2 separate regions of the Homo sapiens genome follow, and region 2 is linked to region 1. The links are chromatin loops, found by intact Hi-C in ENCODE. Cell type or tissue: psoas muscle. All regions are shown on one strand. Each heading gives the region's core, and the rest is flanking DNA. Links, peaks and the distances in the headings are about the cores only.

The links. Peaks named below come from ENCODE experiments on the same cell type or tissue, not always from the same donor. Only the 100,000 strongest peaks of a DNase experiment are listed, where the experiment ranks them.
Region 2: a loop joins it to region 1, with 2.2 times the contacts of the local background. A loop is called at or near these places in 3 of 110 quality-filtered maps.

Annotation. Positions count from the first base shown.
Region 1 is chr17:75,536,568-75,549,210 of GRCh38, reverse strand. It overlaps LLGL2 (LLGL scribble cell polarity complex component 2), which reads right to left. Exons shown (of 26, transcript NM_001031803.2): 2 at 5,710-5,814. The coding sequence starts at 5,784. Among named protein-coding and RNA genes, the nearest start is that of LLGL2, 17 kb to the right of the region's middle. RefSeq lists enhancers at 3,703-4,505, 6,866-7,683. In psoas muscle, for the core only: no CTCF peak of the experiment used is centred there; no DNase peak of the experiment used is centred there.
Region 2 is chr17:75,617,537-75,622,536 of GRCh38, reverse strand. It overlaps MYO15B (myosin XVB), which reads right to left. Exons shown (of 64, transcript NM_001395058.1): 42 at 4,615-4,727; 43 at 4,352-4,411; 44 at 3,319-3,394; 45 at 3,061-3,179; 46 at 2,738-2,856; 47 at 2,517-2,658; 48 at 2,180-2,291; 49 at 1,901-2,070; 50 at 1,361-1,506; 51 at 1,129-1,192; 52 at 967-1,036; 53 at 457-533. Among named protein-coding and RNA genes, the nearest start is that of SMIM5, 13 kb to the left of the region's middle. In psoas muscle, for the core only: no CTCF peak of the experiment used is centred there; a DNase peak (open chromatin) is centred at 2,309.

The DNA of each region.
Region 1 (12,643 bases), core at 3,786-8,785:
CTGACTTGTCTGTCTGTCCATCCCTCCAATAGGCTTGACGGCCCACCATATATAGCAAACAGTTACTTCACTGGTGAAGTAACTGAGGTGTGAAGGGAGGTGAAGCCACCACTCTAAGGCCACACAGCCAGACCACAGGTGAAACCAGGACATCCTCACCCCAGCCAGTGCCCCTGCCCCGGATAAGCTCCAGCTGTGCAAGCCCTGGGGGCCTTAGTCTCCTCCCCTGCAGAATGGAAGCAACACCCATCCTGAGTTGTTGTGAGGGTGACACCACAACAAGGCAAGTCCTGGTAAGGCGTCGACCTGTGTCAGGCACCGTTTGAAGCAATTACACTCCCTTAGGGATCATTATGATGCTGTTGGAACTCAGGACATACCACCCCAAAATACCACTGTAGGAGACCAGAATGGGCTACCCCAAAGTATACTTCTTTGGCTTTTTTTTTTTTTTTGAGACAGAATCTCACTCTGTCACCCAGGCTGGAGTGCAATGGCGCGATCTTGGCTCACTGCAACCTCCGCCTCCCAGGTTCAAGTGATTCTCCTGCCTCAGCCTCTCAAGTAGCTGGGATTACAGGTGTGCGCCACCATGCCCGGCTAGGCTGATCTCGAACTCCTGACCTCAGGTGATCTACCTGCCTCAGCCTCCCAAACTGCTGGCATTGCAGGCAGGAGACACGGCGCCCGGCCACTTCTTTGGCATACTTTGAGCTGGTTATTCTCAGAAAGTGCAGACATGGGAGTAGCTCTGAAAAGCTGTCCTTTAGCCGGGCGTGGTGGCACATGCCTGTAATCCCAGCTATGTGGGAGGCTGAGGCTGGAGAATCCCTTGAACCCGGGAGGCAGAGGTTGCAGTGAGCTGAGATGGTACCATTGCACTCCAGCCCGGGCAACAAGAGCTAAACTCCGTCCAAAAAAAAAAAAAAAAGGAAAAAAAAAATTGTCCTTCTGTAAAATAAATTTACATCCACAAAGGAAAGCTACATTAGTCAAGTACAGGCGGAATATCCCTCATCTAAAATGATTGCGAATAGAGGGTTTTAGATTTCAGAATCTTTTGGGTTTCGGAATATTTGCATTATACTTACCGGTCGAGCATCCCAAATCCAAACTTTCAAAATCTGAAACGCTCCAGTGAGCATTCCCTTTCAGTGTCATGTTGGCACTTCAAAAACTCAGATTTTGGAGCATTTCGGATATCAGATTTTCTGATCATGTATGCTCAATCCATATCTGTATCAGGAAGAAGGCTGCTCCAAGGCAACTTTTATTACCCAGGACCTTCTCTGCATAACAAGACAACCTTCATTCACCTACACTTCCTCCCCTCACCTTCCTGTAACCTGGTCACATTCCACCCCAGTCCTCATTTTTTTTTTTTTTGAGACAGGGTCTCACTCTGTCACCCAGGCTAGAGTGCAGTGGCATGATCTCGGCTCACTGCAATCTCCGCCTCCAGGGTTCAACTGATTCTCTTGCCCCAGCCTCCCTAGTAGCTGAGACTACAGGCGTGTGCCACCACACCCAACTGATTTTTGTATTTTTAGTAGAGATGGGGTTTCGCCATGTTGGCCAGGCTGGTCTCTAACTTCAGACCTCAAGTGATCCACCCACCTCAGCCTCCCAAAGTGCTGGGATTACAGGCATGAGCCACTGCGCCCCGCCTCTCGTCAATTTAATTCATAGCCCAGCCAAAGAACCTAGAAGGCTGGAGGGAAGCCAGTTTTTGCTCCCCTACAATGCCCATTTTACAGATGAGGAAACTAAAGAACAGAGAGGCTAAGTAATGCGTCCACTGTGTCTTACACAGTGAGGAAGCATCAGAGCCCGCATCTAGACCCAGGTCATGTGGCTGCAAAGTCCCTGCCCCTAACCACTACCTGGCCCCTCTGATGCCTGGCACATAGCCCTCGGTGAACTGGAGTTACCGCTCTGACAGCCAGTTCCTGGCAGAGTTCAGAGACTGTTCGCAATCACAGATCCTCTGGAAGTACTGAAGCCAAAGAAACAAGACGTCTCCCTCTCAGGACCCCCGGGGCGATGTCCTTGCTCTCTTTGAGGCATCGGGCTTGGTGTGGGTATAAAGGAGTTGAGCCAAAAGGTGTTGGACAAAAAGGCCAGAACTGGTTCAGAAGCCAGTGTCTACAAGCCACCTGGGGTCGAGCTGTGATGGCGCCACTGTCCCAGCTGTCACAGTACCCAGCAGACTGGCCTTCCAGGACCACTGGAAGAGATGACCTGAGTTGCCAGCATGAACACTGTCTGGGGCCTGACCCTCGCCTACACCAACAGCCCACGTGCCGCTCCAGGCTCCAGCCCTGGGTATCCCACCGTCCGCTGGACCTGCCCTCCGCCTGTCTGCTGGACCTGCCCTCCGCCTGTCTGCTGGACCTGCCCTCCGCCTGTCTGCTGGACCTGCCCTCCGTCTGTCTGCTGGACCTGCCCTCCGCCTGTCTGCTGGACCTGCCCTCCGCCTGTCTGCTGGACCTGCCCTCCGTCTGTCTGCTGGACCTGCCCTCCGCCTGTCTGCTGGACCTGCCCTCCGCCTGTCTGCTGGACCTGCCCTCCGCCTGTCTGCTGGACCTGCCCTCCGCCTGTCTGCTGGACCTGCCCTCCGCCTGTCTGCTGGACCTGCCCTCCGCCTGTCTGCTGGGCCTGTCCCAAGGCTCCCCCAACTCAACCTCAAGCCACATGACACCCACCACAGAACGATGCTGCCGGACACTGCAGCCGCCAGCCAGACGTGGCCTTCGATTCGTGCAGGAACTCATGTAGTCCTCACACCAACTCTATGGATGGAGTGGCTCTGATTATCATTATCTCAGAGGCATGTGACCTGCTCAAGGTCACACAGCTGGCGAGCCGGGCAGTCGGCACCACTCACCTCTGGGCAAGCTGCCTCTCCAAAAATGGAGAGCACTGTTGTTGCGATTGTGTCCAAATCAAAACGATCAAAATACATTACTTTTCCTCAAATCTGTTCTTCGCCACTCCTGGCCTGGGCTCCCCCTCCCAAGGCCTGGCACCACCACCTACCCAGGTCAGAGACTTCACGGTCATCCTGCACACCCGCCTCCCCTCCCCATCCCCTCCCTCTTTACTGCCCCATCAGCAGATCTCAGCCCTGAATAGTTCTCTATTCCATGGGTCTCAAACCAGGAGCGATTTTACCCCTCAGGAAACATTCTTGGTTGTCACATCTTGACAGGCTGTGTGTGTATGTATGTGCTACTGGCATCTAGTGGGTAGGACTAGGGACACTGCTAAATAATCTACAACGCACAGGACAGCCTCCGCAGCACAGCCAGCCTCAAATATCATCTGTGAGTGCTGAAGTTGAGAAACCCTGCTCAATTCATGCCTCGTTCCCATCCCCACTGGCTGGGCTTCCAGTCCCTTCCTTCTGGGCTGTCACCTATCTTAGTCGGGGCAATGTCTCCTAACTGCTCTGAGCTTACCTGCCTTGCCCAAAGGGTAAAAACATCTCCAGGTTTATCTTTCCTACATTGTAAATGGGACCACTATTCACTCCCTTGCTCACAACCCCTGGAGCCGCAGGGTCAGATCAGGCCCAGATACCAGCAGCCTCCCTGCTTCACAGCCTGGGCTGGGGAGGGGCAGGGCAGACGGGATCCCAAATCCTCTGGGATCTGGCCTCATCCTCCAATCCCACCCTGCTGGCCCCACCACACTCCCCGAGCCGGATGAGTCTACCCCGCTCCTGAATCCCCTGGGCTCTCCCCTTCCTCCTCTCCACTTCCAAGGCCTGAAATTTCAGGCCATCAGCCTCCTCCCTCCTGCAGACTGTAAAAGTGGAGGGCAGAGGCCTAATCAGATTCCCATAGCCCTGAGCCTTGGGCTGTGGATCCAGTAAGTGCTCAATGCATGCTTCTTGCATATGAATGGAAAGAAGAAGGCAGAGCAGGAGACCCAGGAGCCTCCCTCTGCCACCCCCAGGCCTGGGAGTGGGACAATCAAGTTTGGGGATCACCCCTGGGGGATAGGGGAAAGAAGAAGGGACAACTCCTTGCCCCAGCTCCACCCTAGCCTCACTCAGCTGCACAGACAGAACTTGGTGCAAGGGGGCAGGGGTAGGGGGGTGTTCAGCCCTATTTGCTGAGCCTGTCAGGTTTCTGCCACCTTTTCAAAGCGAAAGACTGGAGGCAGATGGGGGTCACTCAGTTCCCTTCCATCTCCCGTGGACACCGAAGCTTTGAGACCCAGCACCCATAGGCTACTCCCTCCAGAGCAAGGGTAGCAGGCTGTAGGTGTCCTGAGATCTCCCATTCCCAACACCTGCACCCCCATATCCCAAGGCCCAAAAGCGAGCTGGCAGGAGGCACGTTGGGATAGGAAAGCCCTAATTCCAGAGGCAAATGTCCTCGTGGCAAAGCTCCATCAGGGACACCAACTCCTCCCACAGGCTAAGAAACACAGAGAGAAATGGCAGGGCACATTGGGAGCGCTGACCCACCTCTCCCAACGGGGAGGTCAGGGAGGTCCCTCCACCCCACGACCCACCTCTCCCAACAGGGAGGTCACGGAGATCCCCTCCAGCCCACAGCAGCAGCCAGCATTCCTGGGCCACTGTGCCTAGCACTTAAGTTACCTCACCCCACGTACGCCCTTAACAAGCCTATGGTGTGGGCGACAGGCACACGGCCATCCAGCTTCTATGTGGCAAAGTTGGGTTTGCACCTGGGCAAGCTGACTTCTACAGTTCTCAAATCAATAACAAAAATACAACCAAAGAGACTTCCTCATTCTCCACAGGGAGACATCCCTTTTCCAGACTGTCTGGTCTCACATCCACTGCTTCCTTTCGGGGGCAGGGGAGCCCAAACGGAAGCCCCCAACGAAAGCCACATGTCCTGCCCTCAGCATATTGGGAGGGTCCTGGCTCCCCGGGGGAAGAGGATCACAGTGTCCCAGTTCCTGCAGCCCACCTTCCCAGCAGAGGCGCAAAGCAGAGGTGAGAAGATCATTACCTCACAAGGCCCCACACTGCTTGGTGGCCCGGGAGCTGAAGAGCCACACTGCACGCCTCCTGCGTACAGGCCCGTCCTGACCTTCTCAGGCCCCAGACTCCTGAAGGGAAGCCCCGTGGGCCTTCTGGTACCCCGGATACAGGTTTGGGATTGGGGTAGTCCGAGGCCAACTCCGGCTCATTCTCCTGGGCACCTCTCCCCACTCACCCCGGCCGGAGCCAGAAGGAATCACGTGTTCAGCCTGCAGGGGAGCTGCATTTTCCTTCAGGGGCAATTTGAGAAGGGAGAAACAGCCATGGCCTGTGACTCCAGGGCCCCAAGGGACCTGGAACATTATCACCCCCTGAAGAGTTCATCCTTTCATCTCCCACGTCCCTAAACCTCCTTGACAACCCTGTGCCGAGGTAGACATGGCAGATCGTTTTATTCCCATGATACAGGTAGGGAAACTGAGGCTCCATGAGGTGGAGTGACTTGCAGAGGTCACACAGCCAGTGAAAGCCTTCAGATGAGAAGTCCCAACTCATGAGGGCAACCTATTCCCCTTTTCTATAAAAGCCCTTTAACCAGGCCCCATTTCCAAAGTCTGAGTCCCAAGAGGCACTGCAGGCAGTCACATAAGAGCTATACCTTAATCCAGGTAAGAGGTGCCTCAGCCCCAGCCTGAGCTGCTTGGCCGAAAACCTGGGGGTCATCTTCCCTGCTCTCCCTAACTTACCTTGTTAAACTGGAACAGGTCCCGCTTGAGCCTCTCCCGCACAGGGTCATGCCCTGGCCTCAGGAACCGCCTCATTTTGCTTAGTCTGCAGCCCCCACTGGAGACCTGGAGAAACAGAAGGAGCTGCAGGGGTCTGTCCTGGCACTCAGGTATCGATTAGGCCCGGCCCAAACAGGTGGAGCAGGGCCTCTCTCTCCAAGTCCAGTAGGCTGCCACCCCGGGGCCAGGCCAGCTTCACAGTGACCGCCCATGCACCCTGGCTTCCCCACGCTCAGATCTAGAGGCCGGCCCACCTCAGGGCTGAAGGCTGTCACCACCTGTGGCCTTATAATGGGGGTAGGAAAAGCTGGGGGAGGAAGCCATTTAGCCTGGCTTTATAAGCACAAGGAGGGCCGGCGGGCCCTGAGGTTAATTAGCTTAATTGTTAACCTGTTTTCTGAGAAACCATGAAACTCCAGCTAAGCAGAAAGGGAAACTTCGCAAGCCTCTTCCTCCAAAGTCTTGTGGAAGGTAGAAACACCAAGGCCATCCTTCCCAGATCAGAGCCCAAGTCGGGGCAGGGGAGAGGCCTGCAGTGACTCCAGGCCAGGGCACCGGGCAGATGCTTCCTCCTTCTGACCTCGGGGAAGGCTGTCCAGGGACTCTCGGCCTCAGCCTCTCCAACCAGCCACAGCCATGAGAAACTCAAGTGGGCACGGGTGGCACAGAGCACTCGGTCAGGGGGTGCTGGCCCATGCCACCGTGCCTGGGGTCTCTGCCGGTCCCCTCCCCTCTCTCTGGCTAGCCCCAGTCCAGCTTCCCTGTGCGCTCATGGGCTGTGCTCAGAAAGGTTCTCTTTCCCACGGGCCCTAGTGGAGAATAATCAGGAGGAATCTGCTCCCAATAAAGAAACCAGCTCAAGGCCCCTAAACTCTCCGCCCACCATAGAATCCATTCCCAGCCCAAGGGGAAACCATTTCTGGATTATCCTTGGGGGAAGGGGAAGGAGCCTCTGTGCTCCAGCTTCTGGCTTCCAGTAGCTCAGCCTCCTGCTGACCACAGGACAGCAAGGCCCGTCCTTGGGAAACACAGACCCTGGGCACAGCTCCGTCCACTCCCAGCAGGATGGGGGAAGGAAGCAGATCCAGGCCGCACCCTGGAGGCGCGTGCTCCAGGCAGGGACAGGTAGAGACAGGGCAGCCCAGTGTTGAGTGCTTTGACTGCAGGAGGGAGAGGGAACACCTGGCCCGAAGTGGGAGGCAGCTTAGATACCTTCGAGAAGAAGGTATCTAAGCTGAGGTTTGAAGGATTTCGCGTTCTTGGGAGGTGGCAAAAATTAACCATCAGGTCAGGACTTTGCATATGATAGGATCCCATGTAATCTGGGCAGCGTGGGAGAAGGTAGGTAACGTGCGTGGCAGAGTTGGGGGTGTCTTCGGGCAGAGGAACCGAGGGCTTGCTGTGCTGGGAGGGTGACCCGATTTTACAAAATCGCACTGTAAAAAATGGCAGTCTTGTAATCCCAGCACTTTGGGAGGCGGAGGCAGGTGGATCACCTCAGGTCAAGAGTTTGAGACCAGCCTGGCCAACATGGTGAAACCTCGTCTCTACTAAAAATACAAAAAGTTAGCCGAGTGTGGTGGCAGACGCCTGTAATCCCAGCTACTTGGAAGGCTAAGGCAGGAGAATTGCTAGAACCCAAGAGGCGGAGGTTGCAGTGAGCCAAGATCAGGCCATTGCACTCCGGCCTGGGCAACAGAGCAAAAACAGTATCTCAAAAAAAAAAAAAAAAAAAAAAAAAAAAAAAGCAGAGCCACATCCCCCTTGAGTGAAAGGATCTGCACGGTCAGTTATCTCAAAACCGAATACCAGGAACCAGCCCCCAGAGCGCTGTCACCTTCTGGGGAAACTGAAAAAGGGGGTCATTCCGGGATGTTCCTGCCTTCACATTTTGGAGGAGTCAGACCAGAGGTGGGGATCCCACTTTGCTGGGGAAGAGCAGGTGGCCGGGAAACTCCTAGGGCCCACTTGATCCAAGGTCCCAAGGGGGTTCAGAGAACAGGCACCGGCTGGGAAAGCCCCAAGGGCTTCTGGAATGGAAGTGAGGGGACACCCAGATCTGCTGGCCCAGCATTGCAGCCTGGGGGAGGGCAGCTCACACTCATAAACCAGTTGGACTCCTGGAGGGCTCACACCCCCACCCGGGGCCCAGGCCAAGGTCACTGGGTCAGAAGTCAGAGGAAGCTTGGTGGGGGCTCCCTGGAGAGTGACCACTGCCTGCAGACTCCAGGGAGGGGACAAGAGGGCACAGGGCCATCCGTGCCAAAGACTCCACACAGGCTTAAAAGTGACAAGGCAGAACTGGGGGCTGGGAGGAGGTGCCAGTAGGAAGGAGGAAGACAGGGTGTAGCAATGGCATCAGGAGGGCGTGGACACTGAGCACCACCCACCCACCCAAATGCTCCCTGGGGCACCTGCTGTGCAGTAGGGAGTGAGTGTACCAGACCCTCTGCATCCTATTCCATTTAAAACATTTTGCTCAAGTAATCTGTGCCCATTGTAGAAAAACCAAATACAGACAAGAAAATCCTCCCTAAACCCCAGCATCCAGAGAGTCACAGTCATGGGTCGCTGAATGTCCTGGCCATCTCCTTTCCTTGGCACTGTGTGAGTTTGTGAGCGTGGAGCCCCTCACACCACCCTGATCTGGGAAGCCATCTGAAAGGTAAGCAGAACGTCCCCACTAGACAGGCAAGGAAACAGACCACAGCAGCAAAACACCCTGTCAAGGTCACCAAGTAGGAAGCGGCAGAACTCGGACTGGACCCCAAGTCAGAAGGGCTGTGGGTAGCAGTGATGGATGGATAATACAGAACAAAGGATGCCCAATGACACCCTTGCAATTAAGAGGCAGGGACACGCACAGACACGCTCCCAGATGCTGGCAGCTCAGAGCCGACCCGGCAGTCTGGGGCCTGGGGACTGGCCGCTGCTGACAGGGTGCTGGCGAGGTCTGGCTGGGCAGGGCTGGTGGCCTTGTGTGGACCTGCTGCTCTTCCCACACGGGGCTGGGACCTCATGGGCATGGGGTGATGGAGCCAGGAGGACCAAGGCAGGGTGGGCATGGTATCCCCTCACTCCAATCAACCCACTGCCCAGGTCAAGGCATGGAAAAGCACCACGCTTCCTTGAAGAGGGGGCTGGTCTAGACCTGGCGGGCCTCACCTCCAGGTGGCTCCTCAGCTCCCCACCCCAGACAAGCAGGTTCTCTGCAGAGAAACTTCAGGAAGCCAGGCCTAGAGACGCCTGGTATGAACAGATCCTGCCTACTCAGCCCATTCCTGGAGGGAGCCAGGGGTTGTAAGGGAAAGAGCCCTGGGCTAGGGGCCAACAGGCCAGGGCTCACCATCACAGCACCGCATAGCTCCCCCAAGCCACATGGCCTCCAGAGACAGCTCCTCTGTAAAGGGGGATGGCACTCCCTCCCACACAGATCCTGTAGAAGGAGCAAGAGCTTGGCATGGAGCAGACACTGTCCTAGGAAAGGGATACAGCAGTGACAGGGGAGCAACAGACACTTCACAGGACACAAATCAGAAAATGGGATGATTTCCAACCAGCCGCAGTAACTCACACCTGTAATCCCAGCACTCTGGGAGGCCGAGGCGGGTGGATCACTTGAGGTCAGGAGTTCGAGACCAGCCTGGGTCAACATGGTGAAACCCCGTCTCTACTAAAAATACAAAAATTAACTGAGTCTGGTAGTGTGCTCCTGTAGTTTCAGCTACTCAGGAGGCTGAGGCAGGAGAATCACTTGAACCTGGGAGGTGGAGGTTACAGTGAGCTGAGATCGCACCACTGCACTCCAGTCTGGGTGACGGAGTGAAATTCTGTATAAAAAAAAAAAAAAAAAAGTAACCAGAAAATGGGATGATTTCTGACAGAGGTCAGGACTATCTCTGATCAAAAAAAAGAGATGGGCTGGGCACGGTGGCTCACTCCTATAATCCCAGCACTTTGGGAGGCCAAGGTGGGAGGATCACTTGAGCCTAGGAGCTGGAGACGACCAGCCTGGGCAACATAGTGAGACCCTGTCTCTAAAAAAAAAAGGAAAGGACATTTTTTCAAATTTACATGGAACAATAAAAATTTTGAAAAGAAAGGAGGGCTGGGCACAGTGGCTCATGCTTGTAATCCACTTTGGGAGGCTACGGTGGGAGGATCACTTGAGCTCAGGAGTTCAAGACCAGCCAGGGCAACATAGGGAGACCCTATCTCTAAAAATAATAAAAACAAAATTAGCTGGGCATGGTGGCATGCACCTGTGGTCCCAGCCACTCAAAAGGCTAAGGTGGAAGGATTGCTGAGCCTGGGAAGTTGAGGCTGCAGTGAGCTATGAACCCACCACTGTACTCTAGCCTAGGTGACAGAGCGAAACTCTGTCTCAAAACAAACAAAAAGGATTAGCCAGGCATGGTGTCAAGCACCTGTGGTCCCAGCTACTTGGGAGGCTGAGGCGGGAAGATCAGTGGAGCCCAGGAGTTTGAGGCTGCTGTGAGCTATGACTGTACCACTGCACTCCAGCCTGGGCCACAGAGCGAGACTCTTGTTTCTAAAAAAAAGAAAAAGAAAGAAAAAGAGGATGCGAAGATCCAGCAACTAGGCTTTGGTGGCCAACAGGTCTCAGTGACCATTCCCTTGTCAGAGCCTGTGCGTTCCCTGTTCCTACTGCCTGGGTCACTTTCCTCCAGATACCTTCACGCCCTCCCCGACCTGAAGCTGCAATCTCCTGGGATGTTCTCTCTCCCTCCCTGCACCGCTTTTCTCCTTGGACCTGGCCACGTTTGGACACACTGAATAGCTTACTTATTAATCTTGTTGATTACCTGTGGAATCCCCCACAAGCAGCAGCTTTCTTTTTCCCATTCAAGACCTTTTGTCCTTTTATTCACTGCTGTATCCGAGTGCACACAGCGAGTCCTCACTCGTTATCTGTTGAATGAATGAATGAACAGAGGAGGCGAGGTCTCCACTGAGACTGACTGGTGGGAAGGGGCCAGCCACAGACAACTTGGGGCACAGTGTGTTAGGCAGAAGGAACAACAGCTGCAAAGCCTCAAGATGAGAGAGGCTTCTATGTTTCAGGATGAAGACAAGTGGGGGGCCCAATGCAGAGATCTGTGCAGATGACATGAGAGAGATGACAAAGTGGGCCTCCTGAGCTGTCCTAGGCAGGGACCTGATGGGGCCTGCCCACCCCCCGTTCCCTCCTCCATGTCACTGGCCCTCTCTCCTTGGCCCTGTTGGCTGCTCCATCTACTCAGCCCCACCCTGGCCCCATTCACTATGGTCCCTGCCATTCTCTGTCTGAAATACCTTCTTGCCCCCTCAATCAGCCCGGCCCCCCTTCCAGGCTGGGCGAGGTGGCTCACGCCTGTAATCCCAGCAGTTTGGGAGGCCAAGGCGGGCTGATCACTTGAGGCCAGGAGTTTGAGACTAGCTTGGCCAACACAGCAAAACCTCATCTCTACTAAAAAGACAAAAAATTAGCCAGGTATGGTGACGGGCACCATGTGGTCCCAACTACTCAGGAGGCTGAGGCAGGAGAATTGCTTGAACCCAGGAGGCGGAGGCTGCAGTGAATCGAGATTGTGCCACTGTAATACAGCCGGGGCAACAGAGAGAGACTGTCTCAAAAAAAAAAAAAAAAAAAGGTCACCTTCCAAAAAGCCTTCCCATCTGAACCCATCCTGACCATTCTCCGAGTCCTAGGAGGCTGGGAGGCTGTCCCTGTCCACCATGGTTTTAAGGGATTTTTTTTTTTTGGAGATGGAGTCTCGCTCTGTCGCCCAGGCTGAAGTGCAGTGGTGTAATCTTAGCTCACTGCAACTGTGTTTCCCAGGTTCAAGCAATTCTCCTGCCTCAGCCTCCCAAGTAGCTGGAATTACAGGTGTCCACCACCATGCCTGGCTAATTTTTTTGTTATTTTTAGTAGAGCTGTGGTTTTCACCATATTGGCCAGGCTGGTCTCGAACTCCTGATCTCAAGTGATCTGCCCACCTCGGCCCCACAAAGTGCTAGGATTATAGGCGTGAGCCACCGCACCCAGCCTGGGATCATTTTATCCTAAGGGGTAAAGGGACCATTTTATCTCAGAGTCCTGAGAATGGTCAAGATGGGTTCAGATGGGGAAGAAACACACCTTAGGATAAAATGATCCATTGAAACCATGGTGGACAGGGACAGCCTCCCAGGCTCATGCATGTCTCCTGGCCTTGATGTGCTGTTTATTAAGCTGTCAGAAAAAATCAGAAGCAACCTAAATGGCCCACAACAGGGGATGGGTGAAGTGTGCTCAGGCCTATGACAAAAGGCTTCCAGTCATTAAAAGGAATAAAAGGGCCGGGCGCTGTGGCTCACGTCTGTAATCCCAACACTTTGGGAGGCCGAGGCGGGTGGATCACTTGAGGTCAGGAGTTTGCGAGCAGCCTGGCCAACATGCCAAAACCCCGTCTCTACTAAAAAAAATTAGCCGGGCATGGTGGTGGGTGCCTGTAACCCCAGCTACTTGGGAGGCTGAGGCAGGAGAACTGCTTGAACTCGGGAGGTGGAAGTTGCAGTGAGCCCAGATAGCGCCACTGCACTCCAGCCTGGGTGACAGAGAAAGACTCCATCTCAAAAAGTAAATAAATAAATAAATAAATGGAGAAAAGACCATTTCATGGCATGGGACTATATGTACAAAGAATCCAAGAGTCAGGTAGAATCTATTAAAAATCCCTATATTTGACAATGTACTCGGAAGGGTTATGGGATTAGTGGTGATTCTTTTTTCTCCTTTTTGTTTATCTGCCTCCTAGGCAGGGTGGATAAGAGGATCAAAGAGAGAAGGAAAGAGGCCCCAGGCATGGTCAGGCGGGAGGGTGGGTCCAGCCCTGTCCTGCTGGTGGAATGT
Region 2 (5,000 bases), core at 1-5,000, 77 kb before region 1:
AGGCCTGTGGTGGCCTGGACCCACCATCCGCTCCCCATCCTCATCCTCCGTTCTCCCTGCAGCTCACTAGGCTCAGCCACGCTGGTCCCGGTGCGTGATGGTGCCGAGGCTTCCCCCCACATCTGAACTGTTGCCTGCCCTTCTCTGTCACCCCGTGCTCACTCCTTCCCTCCCTGTAGGAAGGCTTCTGCCACAAAGCCTTCTCCACTGCAGCAGCCCCTTCCCTGCATTCTTACTCTCCAGTGACCTCTCACTCCCAGACACATAAGTTATCTCATTGTAAGCACTGCAGAGACTTAGCCTGTTGGCTTCACAGCCACACCCCCCTGCACGCAATGGGTGCTCAGTAAATACTTTGGAATGATTTGAAGGACAGTGACCAAGAGAAGGGGATCTCCTTCAGGCCCAGACAGGAGGACAGGCACAGGCGCTGGGGGTCGCACAGCCCAGGCTTACCTTCAGCAGTTCATAGAGCAGATCCATCTCATCCTTGCCCCGGGGCTTGGACTGGTCACCCATAAACCGCATCAGGGCTGCAGGCACGATAAGAAACAGGGCACATAGCTGGGGCTGTGCTGGGGCTGGCCCCGGCTCATGCTGTTGCTGTGCAGGGCCTTCACCTGCCATCTGATGCCTCACTCTCAAAATGCATAGATGCCAGCCAGGGCAGCTGGTTGCAGCTCGACTCATGGGGAAACTGAGGCTCCTGGGTATCCAAGGCCCCACACAGCACATAGCATCCTCTGGACCCATGGACTGCCTTCCAACCCCAGACTCCACACAACCCACAACCCTTGAGTGGGAGTAGAAGCGGGTGAGGGCCCTGGGGTCCAGGAACCACCAGTGAGCTTCCCGGAGTTGGCAGACTGGGACAGAGCCAGGCAGAGCTCAAGGAGATAAGGGGACCAGACACCCAGGTTCATGGCACTGCAGACATGGGGACCCAGGATGCCTGTGGCCACTCACCCAGGAAGCTGGCTACAGCCAGCTTGCTCACATCATCACTGAGGCTGAGGAGCGACTCCTGGATGGGAGCCTGTGGCCAAAGAGAGGAGGCCATGGGTCTGGGGGGCCGTGGGGGTCAGAGGGCAGATCTACGGGCCAGACCCCTCCCTGCCTCTCTCCCACCTTGGTGTACTGCACCAGGCTGTCCGTGTCCTTTCCTGCGGCACCTCCATCAGTCTGGCCCAGCCTGTGGGGGGCAGAGGGAGACAGCCCAGCTTGTTTGGCCCTCCTGCCTTCATCCCAGCCAGCCAGGCAGGGAGAGTGCTAAGAGCACAGCCCAGTGGCTCTGAGCAGGGTGCTCTCTCTCAGGAAGACTGAGGACAGACAGGCACAGGGGTTGGCCCAGTGCACTCACAAGGCCTGGGACCTCCGGAAGTAACGCCGGGCGAATTCCTGCATGGTGTAGCTGTGGGAGTCGGGCAGAAAGGCATAGGCCACAGAGGACAGGCTGGTGGCCTCCGAGTCGTCACTGTGTGCCTGGCTCCAAGGGTGGGCAGGGCGCTGGGATCACAAGAAACCTGGTGCCACCTGAGTGTCCAGTGCCCTGTCCCAGGGGTCCTGCCCCAGCCCCATCCCTCCCCAGCCAGACACCAAAGGAGCAAGACCAGAAGCCAGGAAAGTGAAGAGCTGTTTATTAAGCATCTGCTGGGGCAGCCTTGAACTAAGTACCACGTGGGACACAAGAGCAGCATCCAGCCCAGCCCCTGCCTGCAAGGAGTGCACAGTCTTGCTGGAGAGACAAGGCGAGCCATCAGGAGCGGGCAGAGGGGCAGCCACAGGAGACGGACAGCAGGGTGGTCCCACCGCATGGCAGCCTCGGGAGTGGTCAAACCCCTTTCCTTCCTCAGTCTCAGGCAGGCCTTGCCTCTGCTTGTCCCTCTCCCATCTTCCTCACCTCTGAGGCCCTGTCCCACCGAGCCAGCCCTGGTTCCCCGTTGGACAGCTGACCCTTGTGCCAGCCACTCCTCTGCTCCTTGGAGAAGGAAAAGTCGGGAGCGGCAGCCGGCTGCACTATGTCGGCAGGAAAGAGTCCGGAACGGCCCCCGGCAGAGCCAAACTGCCAGCCTGGAAGGCACCCAGGGATGTGGCTCACCCACTGGACCCTCTGCCCCCGGGCAGCCTCTGCCAAGTGGATGCCCTCCCTGTGTGAGCCCCTGCCGGCCTCTGGCGATACCTGGCTCCAGGGTGGCCACCGGCAGCAGCTTGATGAGGTCCCCACGGTGGAAGCTGAGGAGGCTGCAGTTGTCAGTGATGTAGCTGCGCAGGGCGATGACATAGCCGGAGTCCTGTGGGCAAGCAGGCGAGGGCCTGGAGCAGCAAGTCTGCCTGTGCCTCCCTGTCCTGCCTGCCCACCTGCTCCCCCTGCTGGCCTGCCCCTCCACCTAGCACCCCAGACTTCCAGGGATTTGGCCCAAACTCCCAGCCCCTGCCCCCACAGGGAAGACGGACAGGGAGATGCAGCATCGGTGAGGGCTGTCTGCCCGGCCTCTCAACCCGTGCCCCACACTTACCTTCTTAAGCTCATTCAGGAATAGCTCAACCAGCGCCTCGATGGCCCTTGCCCGGGCTGTGTGCAGCACCAGCTGCTCGCTCTTCAGTGACAGCTCCAGGGTGGAGCCGCCCCGGCACTCCACACCCAGCACCTCCGCAAAGCTGCGCAGGGATCGGGCATGAACTGAGGTCACCTTGCCACCTGCCCCCACCTCTAGCCCAGGGTCGTGGGCTAGCGCACCTGTATGAGCAGAGAATCTTCAGCTGGTCGGGGCGGAGGCCGGGGCCTTGGGTCACCTTGAGCAGTCGCAGCCCACGGTGGGACACGGCTAACAGCTGCACGTCGCTGCCACTCTCGCCCTACAGGAAGGTGGTGGGTCTCGGGCAGTCTCCTGGGTCCTGCTACTGCCCAAGATGCCCTGGAGCTGCCCAGGGCCAGTGGCTGGGCTTTGTCCTTCCCCTGGCGTCTGCTCCCCGGCTCTCCTGCTTGTGGTCTGTGCCCATGCACCCCAGGATCCAGGCTGGGGGCCTGGCATCCCTACTCCCTACCCCAGCGCCACTGACCGAGACAGGAAAGAAGCGGGAGAAGTAATTGGCCCAGTTGTCCCGAGCGGCCACCACGATGCGCTTCTTGACGCTGTCTTCGGTGGTGGTGAGAGAATCCAGGTCCACCTCCAAGCCTCCTGTGGGCAGGAAGGACCCAGGCTGCCCTCTGCTCACACAGAGGGGGCTCTAGAGTTTGCTCCCATGCTGCTCCCTCCTTCAGGGCAGGCGCGGCCCCCAGCACTCAAGCTCCCAACTCCATGGTCCCTGGACCCATACCCAGCAGGTCTTTCATTTTCCGCCGCTCATTCTGGGAAATCCGGATACAGGACTCGGAGAAGGTGTCCCGTAGGATCTGGGGGCAGAGCGAGGTGGTCACCACCAGGTCCTGAGACAGAGCCCACCCCCAGAGCAGCCATCCACATGCATGAAGGAAAACCTGAGGAGGCCGATGGAGGGCGCCCTGGCCCCCATGGCCTGTGTGCTCAGCAGAGGGCCTAGGTGGGGCAGGGAGGGATGGAGGGCTTGGGCCACCTCCATTCACACGTCTCACCTGTCCCCTCCCCTGCAACTGCCAGCCCTCCCTTTTCACTCACTGCCCAGAGACCCCGTGGTAACTGCCCTTGGATCAGCCCAGATACAAGATTGTTCGGGGCAGGGGGCAGGTGCTACTGCAGAATTAGGGGGAACAGAGGCTCACTCCTGGGAGCGTTCAGAGGTGGCAAAGTGACAACCATTTATTAAGTACCTACTGTGTGCTAGAGCCTGTGTTGTGCACTGTACGCACTTTGCTTTTAAACTTTATCTATAAAACTAGATGAATAATGGTCCCTACTTCTTGTTGTTGTTGAGACACAGTCTCGCTCTGTCACCCAGGCGGGAGTGCAGTGGCACAATCTCGGCTCACTACAACCTCTGCCTCCCGGGTTCAAGCAATTCTCCTGCCTCAGCCTCCCAAGTAGCTGGGGTTACAGGTGCGTGCCACCACGCCTGATTTTTGTATTTTTAATAGACATGGAGTTTCACCATGTTGGCCAGACTGGTCTCGAACTCCTGACCTCATGATCCACCTGCCTTGGCCTCCCAAAGTGCTGGGATTACAGGCATGAGCCACCGCACCTGGCCATGGTCCCTACTTCTCAGGAATGTTGTGAAGGTTCAATGAAGGCAGGTCTGGGCACACAGAAGTGCCCCCCAGTGCTGGCTGCCAACATGCCCTACGTGGTGTTAACCTGGCCCAGCCATTAGACAAAGGGCACGAAGGATGCTGTCTCTGCAGATGTCTCAGGCTGGCAGGTGGGCCAGCTCTCACCTGCTCACAGAGGAGCCTCAGGTAGTAGGGATGGCTGAAGTTCTCCCGTGGGTAGAACACCTGGAGGAGGGCACAGAAGGGCAAAGATCGGTGGGTCTGGTGCCTCTTCCCAGCAAGCCTCTGCCCTCCCAGGCCTGGAAAATCAGCCTTGAGATGGTGGGCTGTGGGGAGGGGATGCTGGGGTCCCAGGCTGGGATGCACAAAGCCTGCCGCCTCCCTGCCAGCCCAAAGAGGCCAGGCCAAGGCCCCACCCTCATGCCCACCTCCTTGCGTAGGAACAACTTCCAGGGCGTGCCGGTGTAGGAGAAGCACACGCTGCCAGAGGGCGCGAGTAGCTGGGTGGAGACCCCCTGGTCCTCCACGGGCTGTGTCAAGCCTGGCAGAGAGGAGGGGGTGAGGAGCCTCAGTGAGGGGCTGCAGAGCCAGAGTGATGGGGGCACGGGAGGGAAGACCTTCATCCCCACGAGCCTTCCAAGGGCCCGGCTCTCCCAACCTCCAGCTGCCTTACTCCTTCCATGGCACCATCTCCTGCCTCCATTTTGGGCCCTAAACTTTCCCTGGCGTCCGTGAGGCTCGTGGGTCTTCTATGACCATGTCAGCCAGGGCCACTAACTTCCTCACAGAGCTGTCGGGTATGTGTCAGGGACAA